Linked DNA regions of Homo sapiens: region 2 is linked to region 1. Evidence: chromatin contacts called from ENCODE Hi-C or POLR2A ChIA-PET data. All regions are on one chromosome and are shown on one strand. The core of a region is the stretch at or near the end of the contact, and the rest is flanking DNA. Distances in the headings are between cores, read along the strand shown. Region 1 overlaps LINC01091 (long intergenic non-protein coding RNA 1091). Region 2 overlaps LOC105377407 (a long non-coding RNA gene).

Region 1 (6,008 bases), core at 1,574-4,073:
GCCAGCTAAGAGTAAATATTATACATATATATATTTCTTCTTCTTTTTTTAATAATAGAGACAGGGTCTCACTATGTTGCCCAGGCTGGTTTTGAACTCCCGAGCTTAAGCAATCCGCCTGCCTTGGCCTCCCAAAGTGCTGGGATTACAGGTGTGGGCTACCATGCCCAGCCTTAAATGTTATATATTTTTAAGTAACATTTTATATGGTTTTATATACATTACTCCTTTTTAGTCACATATAAACCCTGTGAGACAGATGGGGCAGAAATTACATATTTTTACACAATAGGTTAGGCGATCTGATTACAATCAGTACTGGTATGTGTAACCTAGAGCTAGGATTAGGACTAGGCTCTCAGACTTTCATCAGCACATCACACTGCCAGGCTTCTTTCGGCTGAGCTGGTGGGGCTCCTCTGCTTCCTCCTTTCCTTGCGCTCAATCGCTGTGCTCTCATCAGCAGCTAGGAGCAGCAGTGCATTCTTTTCTTCCCTCTCGAACAGTCCCACGTTTAGTAGGAATTAATAAGAAGCTCCCCTCCATAAAAAAGTTAGAAATCCATTTCTTTTCCAAGACCCTTCTACTTCAGTTAAAGAAACTGAGATCTAGACGCAGAAGGAGGCCTGGGCTACAGACTCAGTGCTCTTTCTGCTCTATCACATTAGCTGACATCAGTGTCGCTATAAGAAACAAAAAGAATCTATTTAAAAACACAACTGATTACAGCTATTTCTGCCCCTAGAGGAGGAAAGCTCCTATGGCTGGAGATGATGGCTTTTTATTTAGAAAGTTTCCTTGTTATTGCCTTTAAATAAAAAAGGTTAGGCTTCCATTCCCTCCTCCCCTGCATATGGTGGTGCTGGAAGGTCTGAGCAGCAGGACAGCAGGCAAAGGGTTTCTAGAGACGTGCCAGCCAATGAGAAAGCCATGTGGGCTGGGGTGGTAGAGTACTTTTAAGAAGTGTCAAAATGAATATTAATGTAAAGGGCTCTGATGCCACCTCCCTTGCTGAAAAAACTTCAGTATAATCTGCTAAATAGATACTCCAATGCCTTCCTTGAGTGTTCTTTGTAGGGTAGAGGAAAGAGGGGACACAGGTACATCAGAGTCCTCATTGGAAGAGTGAAAATAGCAGCTGCTTGAGGCTAAAGTCTAGATTTCAGTGGGTACAGAAAACTTGATGTAGACTGTAGGGCATATACCACACAGATTTGCAGAGATTTTCAGAAGAGCAACAGCCTTCTTATTAGATGTGCATTTGCTGATTTGATGGAAATCTCAAGGTCACTGTAACTTCAGTTGACTTCTCCCTTACACAAAGAAGAGGCTAAAAGCCGTTATTGATTGCTCTCAAGAAATCAGAGAAGAGGCCATGGCCACTCAAATATCCTAAAAAGGCTTTTGGATTTATGGAACTGTGGAAACTAACAGTCTTTAAATATCAACTGGTCCAACCTTTGTCTACTTCCTTCTCCTTCTCATCCTTTTTGCAATAAAGGAATCAAAGACTTAGATTCAATATCCAATGTATACCAGGCCGTTGAGTAATCACAGATGCAAGACTAGAATCTGACTGTGGATTCAGAGTCAGAAGCCCTGGGTTCTGCTCCCTGCTGCATTTTCTTATTTTCTGTACCTTCTTGAACCTCAGGTCCCTCTCTGTAAAAAGAGGTAAGTAAAATCACATCTCACAGGGTTTTTGGAGGACCCTATGAGTTAATGTGGGATTTGAAAACTGTAGGAATGTTAAAACATTTTATTGTTATTATTTATGAGGTTATTTGGGTGCCAACAATTATACGAAGAGGATTATTTTGGCTTTCCTGAAATAGCAGCAGTGCTATAGTTGAAGTGACTTCACTGTTCTGCATGTCTGTGTGTGCACATGTGCAGATCCAGGCCAGGGCTAGGCAGTGAAGTTTATAGATTGTCTTTTGGGATAACGAGCTTTTGGGCTCTTGGTAGGCCTTCTAAATAATACATTGTTTTTCTTCTTTCTTTTCTTTTCACAGGAATTAGAATAATAGCTAAAATTTCTCACTTGTTTCTTAAGGAAGTTAGGAATACATCTTAATAAATCAAGAAGTTCAAACACATCATCCATAGCAACTTGAAGTAGACTCCTATTCTGTTTAACCATGCCTTTTGAGAGTCAAAATCCAGGGATGCTCCCTACAGCCAGTCTTGAAGAACAGAAGGGGAACTACATGCCACCAGGCTATGGGAGCTGTTTCAGCAGCAGATCATTACCTAATCTCTTCCTGTCTCCCCGGTAGAGCTGAACAGAGCCTGTGAGAGAAAATTCCGGATGTTAAGGGAAGGAGAAAGAGGTATAGGTGTAGGGACTAAAAGTTGATGTGGTATCATTCCTATGAAAAAAATAATCAGATTCATTTTTATATTTCCTAAGCACGCTTATATTTGGTGAAAAAAAAAGAGCATGTTAGAGACATTATTTATGATGGTCATGCCTCAAATCTTGTCTTTACTTACAGTTTCCATTTCCAAAACTCTCTTAAAGCTTCTAGTCTTTTTAAGCCTGAGTATTTTAATAGAAGTAAAGTCTCTCCTGTCAGAGTGCTATTCCCTAGACATGTTTGCCTCCAGGGTCTGAAAAGAAAGGAGTCCATTTTACACCCTGAAGCAGAGTGTACCCCTCTGTTCTCTTCAGACAGTGTGGGGAAGGATGTACCCCTTTAATCTCAAGAGGCAAGAAAATATCGAAACAGATGACTTTGGCAGGTTTGCTGAAGGCTGGCGGCAGGTTGGCCGGGCCGCAATCAGTGGCCTCCAGAGTTCAGCGTGACAGGAAGCAGGGGCTGCTGCTCTGCCTGGTCATTAGTGAGGAGCAAGAGAGCCTGATGATTAGTCCTTGCAGCACTGGAGAATGTTCCCATATCTGGCCCAGGGGACAGAGAGGTCCCAAAACATCCCAGACATTTGGTCGTCAGCGCTTTCATTCTCTCATCACTCAGGAAGTTAGAGAGAAGATAAAAACAAATTAAAGAATTTTTTTTAAAGCACTCAAGTTTTTCTTAACATTTTCCATTTCCTTTTACAACACAAGTTTTAAACCTTGTGATGAAATGCTAAGTCACAGATGTAAAGGTGTCAAGAATTATAATTGCACGTTCCACACACAACCTTAGCTCCTCTGAGCATGCAAAAAAACCAGGAATTAAATAACTTGCTGATTCAACTTTGTCAATACAATGAATCATATTAACAAAATGTTAATGAATTAGTGAACTTCCGCAAAAGGTGAAGAACAGCCATGAGCATCAGCATTATCTTGAGATGTTAGGGAGAAAGGGTGGTGGGAGGGATTGGGAGGTAGCAGCAGCACCAGCACAGAAACAAGGGCCAGAAACAGGCCTCCTGCAGGGGCAGCCACTTCCTCCTCCTGCCTGCTTAGCCCTGCTCTGCAGACACACAATAATCACCCCAGCGGGTCTAGGGATCAAATGACGGCACTGCTGAAGGATTAAGAGCAACTCTATCCTCTTGGCTTGGACTTTGGAATTTTCATTAAAATGACCTTGGGTGTGGTGAGAAAGGAATTCAGACAACAGGGATCAAGTCTTAAACATGTCACCTGGGAAAACAACCGAAGGGCCCCTTCAGAGAGAGCTTTCTTTCTGGGACTCAGGCAGAGTTGTCACACTTGTTTTCCTAAGTGTTTCTCACATGGGATTAGCCTCCAGATATGTGAAAAGTGAGGAGTTGAAGGTCTGAGGTAGGCAGAATGAGGCAAAAAATAAATTACAATGTGCTAGTGCAGGCTGGACTTCTTAACGTTCTCAAAGCTCTGTAATGTTTGACTTGTTGAGAGATTGCCCTCTTCCTCTCCTCATCTCATTGCTCTCAATGGAAGGAGCTGGGGCTCCATCTGCAATTCATGGTGGGTTATTGTAAAAAGCACTGTAGAGACTGGGTTGGCCTTATGTAGGCAGCAGCCTGTAGTCCAGCAGACGTGGATAGATGGCTGCAGGCTTGAGACTTAGGTAATTTGAGGCCGGGCATGATGGCTCACACCAGTAATCCCAGCACTTTGGGAGGCTGAGGTGGGCGGATCACGAGGTCAAGAGATCGAGACCATGCTGGCCAACATGGTGAAACCCCGTCTCTACTAAAAATACAAAAATTAGCTGGGTGTGGTGGTGCATGCCTGTAGTCCCAAGTATTTGGGAAGCTGAGGCAGGAGAATCGCTTCAACCTGAGAGGTGGAGGTTGCAGTGAGCTGAGATTCTGCCACTAGACTCCAGCCTGGCGACAGAGTGAGACTCTGCCTCAAAAAAAAAAAAAAAAAAAAAAAAAAAGTAACTGGAGAAAGGGTACAGGCCTCAGAAATTTAATATCAGAAATGGGAGGACTTGGGAGAAAAAGTAATCTGCTGATGACTACCACAAAGTATGTAAAAAGAGAATAGGTTTCTCAGTGTGGCTCCTATGTCTGTGGGCTCCTGAAGTGGGCTTAGCTGAAGTAGGAAAAATCATAGAAAGGTCCTCTTATAGCATCACTAACGAAATCAACAGATGTAGGCTAGGAAATGGCAATGACTAGACGTCAGAAAAAGGTTAGACAGTGAAGGTTCTGCTGAGACAGAACTGCAAGGAAGTTTTTTGGTCTTTGTCCATGCCCAGCAAGGTGTGGATCCTGATGTCTATCACATCTAGGATTGGCCATGCTTGGTTCTTAAACCAGTGGGGTCCAGTCTGATCATGTAAAGGACCGTCTTCTCCCATCAGTGCTTAGAGTAGTGAGGAGATGGGACCTGGTTCTGGTACTTGTGATCAGAGTGCCGGCAATTAAATTTGGCCCTTGGGATTTGTAAATTATTACATAAAGCTGCAAGTTTCCAATCTAACCACTGTCATCATCATCGTCATCACCATCATCATCATCATTATAGCTACCTATCAAAGGATAAACTCCGTTAGACATGGTATATACTGTTTGTAATCTTTTCTGATTTGGGAGACCAAGGAAATGAGTATCCTTATAATGTCTGATGCTCTAAAATACTAGAGCTCAACAGTTTTTTGAGGTCAGATTTTTAGTGATATGACCAGAGAGCTAGAGAAAGCACTTTGCAGTGTGAGAGAGAAGAAAGCAAAATTATATACATAGGCAATGGGGTTGGCTAGAGAGTTACGAGGGTTTTGGTTGTTCTTAAGCCACAGACTCCATTTTATTCATAGGTTCTACAAAACATTTTTTTTATGATAAAATTTTCTTTTTGCTGAAACTATGGAGGTTTATGTCACTTGCATAAGATAGTCTGAATTAGTAAATGTTAATAAAGCCTACCCTTCTTGTAAAGAAAAAGTTACAAAGAAAGAATAAAATGATTGTAAAGGTTAATAAAAGGATATAGGAAAATAATGGCTTACCATTCCATACTTGCCTAGAGCAGAGCTCCATAACCTGTGTTAGGAGAAGATAACTTTATCTCCAATTGCAAACCAAATTAAAAATATCATATATTGATACCTAAAGAATTGTTCTCCATAATGTCTCTGATTCATAAAGCTAAATGGTGTGTATTCCAAAGACTATAAGTAGACCTTTTTGCTTTTTTAAAATTTGTGAATGTCTGAAGCTCTCTATCTTTTTGGTTTTGTAAGTTTGGAAGAGGAAGGAAATATTCAACTCTTTTTTTTTAAACTATATTTCACACCATGTTTACATGATAATGGATAGAAAATTGTAGCTTAATGAAATCATTACATTCTTCTGTTTCAATATGGGGAAAGAGTTCACAAATTTATATTGAAAGAAAGTCAATGGCTACATGATGTATACTTAGAAAATCTAAAAGAATCTGCATGTACACTATTATAAGTGAATTTAACAAGTTCACTGGATATAGTATCAATGTATAAAAGTCCATTGTATTAATATATGCCAGTAAAAAATGAATAGTTAATAAAAATTGTAAAATATACTGTTCAGAATATAGTTAATTTAGAGCACCTGTGAATGCTTATCTCCAAAATGGCCTA
Region 2 (6,008 bases), core at 1,364-3,863, 310 kb after region 1:
TTTTTTTGTGTTCTTCCTAGTGGTAACAGTGTTAACTCTGTCTTACTCACTAAACAGACTTTCAAAAGGCATTTGCTATATCTTTTATCTCAGGATATTCAGGACTTCCATGATGACTGGACTATTGTAGAAACTAAATATTATTTTACCAAATTAAATGACATCAGAGAGAGATATATATATTTATTTGAAAGTTGAGTAAACTAAGGTTCCGAGGGGTTAAGCAATTTGTTGAATGTTAAACTGCTAGTAATTAGCAGACGTGTAACAACTCTTCACTGTTCTTTAGTTTACATTCTCAGGACTTAATAAAAAGCATAAAATGTAGAGGAGACTCAATATATATTTGTTGAAAGGAGAAATGGAAAAAGAAATTAGAAAAGTCTCAATCTTTTTAAACAAAATGCTACAAAGAAGTGAATTTCAAAATAGTACAAAGGAGGAAAGCTATAATATATTATTTTATAGCAAAAGTATCTTATTATGAAATGTAATAAATGATTTGAAGCAAATTTTTGAGTGTGGCATTTTGATTTTATAGGGAGCCAAATTGTATCTGTGTTTTTCATTCTTTAAATGTGCCATGTAGTTAATTATATTGAATAATATCAAATTAAAATTAAGATACAAATAACTTCCATGTGTAAAGGAAAGTAAACATCTCCCAGATTTATAGTAATATTTTGAATGTCTAAAATATTTTCTCATAAGCATGTCTTTTAAAATTAGTAAACCTATGGAGATTACTATATGACATAGACAGGATTTGAAAACATGCCCTGATGATCTCCATCCTGGTGTTATGCCTCATGTAATTTCTTCCCTTTGAGTGAGGGAAGGGCCTATGATTTGTTTTTTTGTCAAAAGAATATGGCAAAGGTGATAGGATATCACTCCCATGTTTGTACTATGCTTTATAAGACTTCTTTTAGCAGACTAGAGCCAGAGTGTCTCCCTTGCTGGCTTTGAAAAACTAATATGCCATGTTATGAGAGGGCCTGTGAGAGCATCACCTGACAGGGAACCTTGGTGGTCTGGAAGCTGAGAGTAGCCCCAGTTTCTAGCCAGCAAGAAAATGGTGAAGTCAGTCGTACAACCACAAGGAGTTGATTTCTTCCAGTACTCATGTGAGCTTGGAATAGACCCTTAGCTTCAGAAAGGAATGTAGCCTGGCACTCACCTTAATTTTCTCATCCTTGTGAGTTTGAGCCAATGATACAGTAAAAGTGAGCCTGTACTTAATGATCCACAGTGACTTTAAGATAATACGTGATGTTTTAAAACTTGCTAAGTTTGTGGCAATATGTTATGCATCAGTATAAAATGACTGCAGGTGCCTCTTCAACCTGTTTAATATGACAAGACTTGCTATAAACTTCTGAATTTTGAGAACAAATAAATACATTAACTTTTGAAAGGCAAAGCTTAAAAGCATTAAAGGAAAATAAAACCTATGATATCTTAAATAATTTGGGTTCCAAAAAATGACCAACAAATTGTTATGAGAAAAATACATGATAAATCAACTGAATGAATGAAAATGAATAGCAATGTTATATATTCATTTTAATGAAATGGAAAATAAAGGAAAATGCAACCATGTTTATCTTGGGTTTAAATCAGTATTCATTCACTGCTCTGTTTTAAAGTACTTTATGGTTATGGTTGTTTTACAAACCATGGCAGCTCAATCTCTATTTTATTTAGAAAAGCAAAAATATGTCAAAAATAAATAAAAGTTATACAAAACAAGCAATAATTTTTAGAGAAATAATGCAAACTTCAATTACTTCTAATATTATTTAACACTGAATATCAATAATCAGCTTCTCTAAAATAATTATGTCTTATATTGATCCTTTCCCAAACATATTTCTTCCTTTCACAGGATATTAAACATCTGATTGGGTCAATATAAAAAAATAACTTCTAACATTTACTTTAAGAATTTTTCAACTTAAGTTTAAGAATATAGCAGAATAAAGCTTAAAGAAAAGAAATGTTGAAGCAATCAAACACTTAGTAGTTTTAATTCCTGATTTCCAAAACTTATCAGAGGGAAAAATTAAAAATGGCCTATACATATTTTAGACTGTTATGTTCAATATAAAAATTCAGATGTAACAGACACCTTATTTGGAAATTTGGTAGATAGAATCTGTCAGGGTTGATCACAACTTGGAGAAGAGACCCAGAGACTGTTACATTGGGCTTGGGACTATGAGAATTTTATTTACTTAAAAAAAGTATGGAGAATTTAAATGCTCAAAATTTGCTATTTTAGGACACATGAAACTGAAGTAATGACTTTTATAGCTGCCTAACTACCTCTCATTTGTAGTTTTAAAATATTAAAATTAAGAATATTGGAAATAAATAAATGATACCCTAAAAATTTCTCTTCCAACTGTGTGAAAAATACAACAGTTTCATGTTACTATCACCTCTCCTATTTTTCTTGTCTTAACAAGACTTTGCTAGTTCCAAATTCTTAAGTGTTCTGAGTAGTCATGACATTATCATTCTGTATTTGTGATAGAATGACTAGCCTTAGATAGCTCATAGAAATTGTTATTCATTTCTTGCTTCATGATGTTCAGGGTACAATATGTACCAACACTTTTTTCTCTGTTTTCCTTCCTGCAGCTGATCTGATATTAAAGTGCTGGCTTTAATAAGTTTCCACTTCAGTCTAAAATAGATAATGTAAGAAACCAGAAAGCAGAGGCTGCCAAAGCTCACTGTTTCCTGAAACCAGATTGCTATTTTACTTCTTCCATTGTGAGAAAACACAGGCCTGCAGAACCTGCCCCACCTCTTCCTCAGAGTCAATTGCACCGTCTGTGATCCAGTCACTTCACTGAGGAAGTGCTCTATGTTGAGGGCTATCATCCAATTTCACTTCTTACTTTATTGTTTGCTTTTTTGTTTAAATTTCATTGCTTTCACATCTGGCTGGTGCAGCTTTTATGTGGTATTAAAAGTATGTGTCCAAATATGTGTCCCAGATGAACATCCTGTTTGCCTTTTGATTTAAATTTCTGTTTAGTAAACCTTTGTGGTTTGGATACAGTGAGGAGTATTTTCGGCAGAACTCCCTACCCACTTCCTCAAAAATAATGACTCCCCTGTCCATTCCTCCCTTCCTTACGTCCTCTGCTAAATTAATACTGTCTATCAGATGCATTCTTAGTGATATTCAAGAATATTACCTCCTCTCATGGTGATAAAAATCTATATCTAAAACATTACCGTTTCAGAAGCTCTTTCCACAAAAAGGCTATTTTACATGCTCTGTCATTAGCAGCAAATTGAAAATGTACCCATCAGGCCCTGGTAGAAAAATAACCAGTTTTTGAATTATGAGATATTTGCTTCATTCAGAGAAACATAAACAATGGCTTTTGAAAAAATAGGTTAGCAACTGTATTTTTTCTAGTCAAAATCAGAAAAGAAATATGGTTAAGGTATTTTAAAAATATTTCCTGCAAATTGGTCACAGAAATTCTATCACAGATGAATATATTTACTTGACATATTGCATAAAATTATTTTTTTAAATAACTGTGGTTTAAGCCAATTTTTTTGAAGCAAAATCTTTGGTTGTTCTTGGCATTTCTTAATTTGCTTACTTGGGGGTATTCTCCCCAAATCCACACATATAATTTTCATTGCCTCTAAAAGGGGTTATGAACACACATCTGAAGGAGAATTGACCACTTGTTTTTTGATGTTTTAAAGCCAACTAAAGCATAAACCTCTTGTTTCCTTTCTGATCCCAGGCTTTTTCAATAAGAACAATGCTTATGCAAGATTTCCTAGGGGGATTTTGTGGTTTGAGGTTTTAATAATCTAGGCTAAAATTCAAATAGGAACCACAGCTGCTTGGATAAGACTCTTAGACCTTTTCATTTGAACTGTAGTGAACTTACCAGAATTTTTAACTATTCTGAGCTCTATCTGATATACAAGCAGGGCATGTGGTAGCTGTATTTCCCACATAAGAATATCTGTATACTTGCAAATTGTATAAAATAATATAAAATAATATGCATGTTTCCTTTAATACTTGTTAACTTGTTTAAAACAGATTTGACTCTTTTAAACAGCGATGAATATTGGTGTTCTGATTCAGTAAGGGGAAGCTATGAAGAATACTTTAACAATTAGATCTTCAGGACTGTTAAAATAGAATCTCTTCATTTTCTGAAAAAAAAAATAAGCTATGTCTTTGCTATATTACTCTTTCATGATACTTTTTATAAAATTGATTTTGTATACAGATGCCCCTTTACTTGATGGGGTTAAGTCTCTATCTTTAAGCCAAAAATGCACTTAATACACCAAACCTACTGAGCATCATAACTTAGCCTAGCCTAGCTTAAATGAGCTCAGAAAACTTACATTAACCTGTAGTTAGACAAAATTATCTAACACAAAGCCTATTTTATAATAAACTGTTGGATATCTCATGTAATTTATTGAATGCTATACTGAAAGTGAAAAACAGAATGGTTGTATAAGTACTCAACATACAGTTTCTGCTGAAAGCATTTTGCTTTTTCACCATTATAAAGTTGAAAAATAGTAACTATTGTAAGTCAGTGACCATCTGTACTTCTAAAATAGTAGTATTGTGTTTAAAATGTAAGATTTATTGAAGAATCTAGGCTTTACCGATGCCACTGGCCAACCAGAGTCCCCTGTTACCAGCCATGGTCAACCCCACCGTATTCTTCTACATTGCCATCCCTGGTGAGCCCTTGGGCCCCAACTCCTTCGGGCTGTTTGCAGAAATAATTCCAAAGACAGCAGAAATATGTAGTGCTCTGAGCACTGGAGAGAAAGGATTTGTTATAAGGGTTCCTGCTTTTGAAGAATTATTCCAGGGTTTATGTGTCAGGGTAGTGAGTTCACATGCCATAATAGCACTGGTGGCAGGTCCATCTATGGGGAGATATTTGATGAGGACTTCAACTTGACGCATACAGGTCTAGCATCTTGTCCACAGCAAATTCTGTACCCAACACAAATGATTCCCAGTTCTTCATCTGCACTGCCAAGACAGAGTGGTTGGATGGCAAGCATGTGGTCGTTAGCAAGGTGAAAGATTGCATGAATATTGTGGAGGCCATGGAGCGCTCTGAGTCTAGGAATGGCAAGACCAGCAAGAAGATCGCCATTGCTGACTGTGGACAACTCTAATAAATTTGACTTGTGTTTTATCTTAACCACCAAATCATTATTTCTACAACTCAGGAGAGCGCCCCTCCACCTCATTTGCTCGCAGGGTCCTAGAATCTTTGTGCTCTCACTGCAGTCCCTTTGGCTTCCATATTTTCCTTATTCCCTTCCATGCTTAGCTGGATTGCAGAATTAAGTTTATAATTCTGAAACAAAAACTAAATAACAAAAAAGAAGATCTATTGAACAGTCTGTTCACCAAGTTCCTGAAGTATGAAATACATTAAATTATAGCCATCAGGTATATTTAAATGAGGCTCCAATGTTCATATGAAAGGTAAACATTCAGAGTCTATCACAGTGTTATAACATTATTTAAACATTTATTTAATCAACAAATGACTGCATACTGAGGAATTTACAAGTAGAGAATATAATAGAGAGAAAGTTTATGAATGGTCCAGCACTAAATTTAGGTGAAGGGCCTAATCCAAAGAGGAAAACTTTTAGAGCTGGGAAACCTTAGATGACTTCAGGGCTCCTTTTCAGGGCATAGAGCCTCAAAGATGTTGGGTCTGCAGCCTGGGAGGCATTTCTCTGGGAAAACATAGCCTTGGAAGGATACCAGGCTTGAAGGTCTCTGCCCTTGCTGGGTATCAGCCCCGTGTGCCTTTACACACAGTGAAACTTAGTGGTTCTCACCTAACCAGTAGTTTGCAAAGTTTTCTACAGAATCTTATATGTTTACAGAATTGTATGATGGATTTCCATAGGGAGAGGGGTGTTCTCTGTTGATGAGTAAGTAGGATCTGGATATCTCCTTC

Evidence for each region. A loop is a pair of places that touch in the nucleus more often than their neighbours do. ChIA-PET counts read pairs that join two places held with the same protein, here RNA polymerase II (POLR2A). Pooled maps may share reads with other maps.
Region 2: a map of heart left ventricle shows a loop between it and region 1 (2.7-fold over the local background). The contact joins two enhancer-like sites. A Hi-C loop is called at or near these places in 2 of 168 maps with a recorded cell type or tissue (both heart left ventricle) and 6 of 50 pooled maps. POLR2A ChIA-PET finds 5 or more read pairs at or near these places in 2 of 52 experiments (Caco-2 and activated CD4-positive, alpha-beta T cell).

The regions. Positions count from the first base shown.
Region 1 is chr4:123,746,753-123,752,760 of GRCh38, forward strand. The region is part of intron 3 of LINC01091 (long intergenic non-protein coding RNA 1091); the gene reads left to right. Among named protein-coding and RNA genes, the nearest start is that of LINC01091, 100 kb to the left of the region's middle. RefSeq lists enhancers at 2,278-2,863, 2,864-3,447, 3,448-4,031. Within about 2 kb of position 2,824, at least 6 of the 41 ENCODE cell types and tissues checked have a DNase peak (open chromatin) inside an H3K27ac peak, as active enhancers do.
Region 2 is chr4:124,057,783-124,063,790 of GRCh38, forward strand. All of the region lies in intron 2 of LOC105377407 (a long non-coding RNA gene), which reads right to left. It also overlaps the pseudogene PPIAP76. Among named protein-coding and RNA genes, the nearest start is that of LINC01091, 410 kb to the left of the region's middle. Within about 2 kb of position 2,614, at least 16 of the 41 ENCODE cell types and tissues checked have a DNase peak (open chromatin) inside an H3K27ac peak, as active enhancers do.